Linked DNA regions of Homo sapiens: region 2 is linked to region 1. Evidence: chromatin loops called from intact Hi-C (ENCODE). Cell type or tissue: psoas muscle. All regions are shown on one strand.

Region 1 (2,500 bases):
CTAACAACGTGAGACCATTGAAATCTATGGCACTTCCTAGATTTGGGTCTGTTCCTTTCACCTAGCCTTTCCTTCTGTAAAAGACTTTTGAAATGATGGCCAAATTGCACAGCTGCCAACAAAGCATGCTTAAAATAAGTGCTTGGCTATCATTATTTCACTTTTCATCATCCTACACTTTTGAATAGAAGTTTTTCTTTTCTCAGATTATTCCAATCTATGAGGCAAGGGCCAAGGATTCAGTATGCCCTTATTAAAACAAATTAATTAGAAGGCCATCAGGCTGAGATGGTGTCTTGTGTCTTACATAAGCACATGGAAACCCAACAGTGGAAGGAAACTTAAAGCAATCAGAAACTGCCAATTGACTTCTAATGAGAGATTGTTCCAAGGAGAAACCACCCACTAACCTCCGGAACTTTCCACTCTGACCAATCAAATGCTTCCTTTGTCTTGCTTGTGCAAACACGTCTTACAAAATGGCTTTCCCACACACCTTCTAGGTGGAGCTCATACTGCTTGTGGTTTGGTGCTGATTCATGAATTGGTCTGCTCCAAAAAACGCTATGACTTCTTTTTAAGATGGAGTTTAGTGCTTGTTGCCCAGGCTGGACTGCACCTCCACCTCTGGGTTCAAGCGATTCTCCTGCCTCAGCCTCCCAAGTAGCTGGGATTACAGGCATGCGCCACCACACCCAGCTAAATTTTGTATTTTTAGTAGAGACAGGGTTTCAGCATGTTGGTCAGGACGGTCTTGATCTCCTGACCTCGTGTGATCCACCTTCCTCGGCCTCCCAGCGTGCTGGGATTACAGGCATGAGCCACTGCGCCCAGCCTAAAAAAACTACAATTTTAATGCACCTGAGTTTATCTTTTAACACACTTCACCCTCAAAGTTCCCTGCTGTGTTTTAACATTACCCACCGCACATTTAAAAGTGAAGCTGGGCTAGGCTCCCCACAGGAGCCCATTAATAGGATTACACGAGAGATACAAGGAATCAAAGTAGGTGCAATGTTTTGAGGCACCATCGTCAGAGATAAAGACAGAAGCAAAGTCCCACAAGGTCATGGACCTGGCTGAGTACAAACCTGGGACAGGTGTCAGAAAGAGGAGGCCTCTGGGCATCTGACTGTGCACTCTGGGCACCATTTGGCCACCAGTCCTAACAAAGGCAGTCACTGAGGACTCCCGTGGCAAGCGGCACCTCCTGCTCAGGCTCCTCGGAGTTATTTGTTAAATGAATGTGCAATGCAGAGACAATCCCCTGACTAATTCACTGCTGATAGTGGGGAAGGAAAATCCATGAGCAAAGCAGCCTGGGTTCAGGGAATACTGAACAAAGCTGCGTGGGTGGAGAGAAAGAGCATGAGGTCAGGCACAGTCTGCAAAGCCCCCCAGCGACTCCGACACAGTTCAGAGCTAATGCCCTTGACTCCGGGAGACTTTTGCTGTGTCTAGCAAAGCAGGATTTACAAACGAGGGTAGAGAAAGACCAGTGGGGAAGAGTGAAGAAGCCCAGCAAGAACCAACACAGATGATGAGGACCTGGGTTACAGCACCAGCCCAGGGAGACAAAATAGAGGGCCAGGGAACAGGGTAAATGCAGCGGGGCGTCACTGTAATCACAGAGCAGAGGGCAAAGGTGATAGGAGTAGGCACAGGCTTCGGAAGGCCCTAGGGAGGCCTGCCAGGAGGCTGGGGAAGGCACCTGCCTCCAGGGGCTGCCACCATGCCAGACGCCACTCCATGCTCTACATGACTAGGGCCCCAGTGAGACGCTGCCGCCCCTGCACCCAAGAACCCAAGCGCCCTGGGATCAGAAGGAGGCTTCAGCACAGATAGGAGGCAGGCAATCCTTGTCGCTACCGTGAGCCCTAAAGATGTTCCTGAAAATGTCCTTTGCCCTCCTGGGGGAACTGGTCAGGACCACAGCTCGTCCTGCGTCATGGCTATCCCCCCACCCCAGCCCTGTCCCCTTCCAGGCAGCCTGTCCTTCCCTCCCTGGTGTTTGTGTCCAAAAGACCCCATAGATTCTCCATAACCTGTCTTTTACTCCTCAACTCAAAGGGAATGTCTTGTCACTATATCCCCAGCACAACGCCAGGTCCAGAAATCCTCACTGGCACGTAAGTCTTCCTTAAGTGTTTGCTGAATAAATACATGAAAGCGCACCATTCCCTCTATCCCTTCCTTCACCTTTCCTCCCTCCTTGACCTGACTGTCCTGTACTCATTGTTCCCAGAACAGTCAGTTGCTCTGGGAAGAGCTGTAGCTCTGCTGCTGCCTTCAGGCCTCATGGACTGTGGAAAGTCCCTGGACCTGGCTCTGGTCCTTGCCACTCCCAAAAGAGGCTCTAGTTCCCCAAGGCAGGGCCCAACCTCACTCCAGCGAAACCTCACAGGTCAGCACAGGGCCTGTGTGCACACCTGTCAGGTTGTGTAAGGTGGTACTGGCTCTGCCTGGCCAGCGCCTCCTCAGGCTCACTTTTCTCCTGCCT
Region 2 (2,500 bases), 67 kb before region 1:
TGGAGTTTTCTTTCAGTCTTCTGCTTCTCCTGTTGCTTCCTCTAACTGAAGGAAGAATCAGTCCATGGCTTCTGCTCCATGCTTTCTGCTCTTGGTTCAGGCTCCAACTTTCCCATTAATGGAAGAGAATGGCTCTCCTGCTCCCAGCTGTAATGAACTAATTAATTTTTCTATCTCTCTAATCATTCTCTATTCCCTGCCAAACCCTCTGGGTGTCTGTTTTGTTCTATTGTTCAAGCCTGGACTTTGAGGGTAGGCTGGGGGCATTGCTAGTCCCCACAATTGCTAATCCAGGCACTTGAGTCATTATCTTCTATACATCACACTTAACAACCAGAGGGAAGTGCAACCTCGTGGGCCTCGGAAAGGAAACCACCCACAGACTTGTGCGCCTTCTTCGCAGGCCAGGCTCTCCTTCCCCCATGGTAAGAAGGTGAAGACTTGGAGATTGGTGAGTCAGGCAATCAAGGTCAAATTGACATACTCTAGAAGATTACATGCCGTGTGGAACAGTACTGGGCAGTGGACCCACTGGGACAGGGGCTCAGGAGGCTATGGCAGTCCCGCAGGAGATTCTGGAGGTAAGGGGTTGAATGGGGAGCAGCGTTGATTTGGATGCAGCATGGATTTTGAAGTAGAGCCAGCCATGGGGAGCTAGTGGGGAGGGAGGCAAAGAGTGAACAAAGCATCCGTTCGGGTCGGTGGCCTCAGCCATGGATGAAAGTCTTATTTCCTGAGATGGGGGACACTGGGTGGAGCAGGAAGCATCCCTCTTTAGGAAATGCTAGGTTGGAGATGTCCCTCGTACATCCCCAGGAGACAGTTGGACACAGAGGCTTGCATTTAGAAGAGAAGCCAGTCTGGAAAGGGCCGTCACGGAGCAAGCCCTGCCTGGCTGGCATGTAGCAGAGCTGCATGGGGTGAGCTCACCCGGGCGGGGACGGGTGTGGAAAGCGCAGAGAAGCAGGGTAAGAGCAGCCTGAGGGTGTGGGGGGAGGTGGATGGAGACGTGGGCTTGTCATTTGTCTTTGAGAATTCGCTGCATGGCATTTTAAACCTCTTTAAATTTCTGAGTAGGTTTGAGGTGTGTGTTGTAAGTTTTCAAGGCCCTATTCAATAAAATATCTGGGTAATTACTACACTCAGGAAACTGGCGCAAGTCCACTGAGGCCTAAAAATAGCAAGTTTACAGACCTGTGGATTCTTTTCTCATGACAGTGAGGCCTCACAGGCCCTGCCAGGCAGCCCGGGAGGTGCAGGCCCCCCTTAGAGACACAGACAGAGGCTGGACACAGAGCCTGGCTGGCCGAGACCTTTCCAGTGAATTCTGTGCCACCAGAAGGACAGGCATAGGCGATGGCTGGTGCCCTCACGAGGTCACCAGTGGGCTGTTTGTTGAGAAAAATGCTGCTTGTAATTTTACTTTCCTTCTGAATTTTAGCCGTTTTCTTCTGAATTTTAGCCATTACACGGATGATGGCTAAAATCACAAAGGGCACAGAAGCACAAAGGCCAGGGGCAAGGGTGGGGAGAAGCATGGGACAGCCACATTCTAAACATGGTGGTGGCATCCTTGAAAACGAGTGAATGACCGAGGCAATCCATTTCCGAGGTTTTAATCACATACATAATCATTGGTTGTGAAAAAGTGTTTCAACACCAGCGAAGACATGACCACAAAACCAATGTTTAGGGAAAAACACAGAAGACATTATTCACAGCTGTTGTCTATTCATTTACTTCTTTGAATTGGAAGAGTGGTTTTAGCTGTGAAATGCCTCCATGCAGCTGGGAAAACGTGGTCTCTTCCATAGGAGTATTTGAGGACCTCAACCCTGGGTCCGGACTCTGGTTTACAATTGTAGTTCAAGATGTTGGTATTGGAAGGAGGGGCCAGGAGAACAAATCCTCCTACACAAAGAGGCTTGCAGGAGATGTGTTACTGCCAGGGGGCTGTCCACAGTGTACTTACTTCTCCTTGAAGACACCTTGAGAAAGGACAGCGCATACTGGTAGTGATCTTGGCAACCTGTCTTAGGCCAGGCACAGAGGCTGAGATGGGGGGTCACTTTTTTCTTTTTTTATTTTTTTTGTTTGTTTGTTTGTTTTGAGACAGAGTCGCACTCTGTCACCCAGGCTGGAGTGCAGTGGCGCAATCTCAGCTCACTGCAACCCTGCCTCCCGGGTTCAAGTGATTTTCCTGCCTCAGCCTCCTGAGTAGCTGGGATTACAGGTGCATACCACCACTCCTGACTAATTTTTTTTGTATTTTTAGTAGAGACGGGGTTTCACCATGCTGGCCAGGCTGGTCTCAAAACTCCTGACCCCAGGTAATCTGCCCACCTCAGCCTCCCAAAGTGCTGGGATTACAGGCGTGAGCCACTGCGCCCGGCCTCTTCTTTCTTTTTTTTTTTTTTTTTTTTAATAGAGATGGGGTCTTCCTATGTTTCCCAGGAGTTGGAGACCAGCCTGGACAACATAGGAAGACCCCGTCTCTATT

Evidence for each region. Peaks named below come from ENCODE experiments on the same cell type or tissue, not always from the same donor. Only the 100,000 strongest peaks of a DNase experiment are listed, where the experiment ranks them.
Region 2: a loop joins it to region 1, with 2.8 times the contacts of the local background. A loop is called at or near these places in 88 of 110 quality-filtered maps.

The regions. Positions count from the first base shown.
Region 1 is chr5:6,636,393-6,638,892 of GRCh38, reverse strand. The region is part of intron 1 of SRD5A1 (steroid 5 alpha-reductase 1); the gene reads right to left. Among named protein-coding and RNA genes, the nearest start is that of SRD5A1, 4.2 kb to the right of the region's middle. In psoas muscle, no CTCF peak of the experiment used is centred here; no DNase peak of the experiment used is centred here.
Region 2 is chr5:6,703,189-6,705,688 of GRCh38, reverse strand. It overlaps LINC02102 (long intergenic non-protein coding RNA 2102), which reads left to right. Exons shown (of 3, transcript NR_103771.1): 1 at 1-581. Among named protein-coding and RNA genes, the nearest start is that of LINC02102, 3.3 kb to the left of the region's middle. In psoas muscle, no CTCF peak of the experiment used is centred here; DNase peaks (open chromatin) are centred at 908 and 1,258; H3K4me3 peaks cover 720 bases; H3K27ac peaks cover 2,293 bases.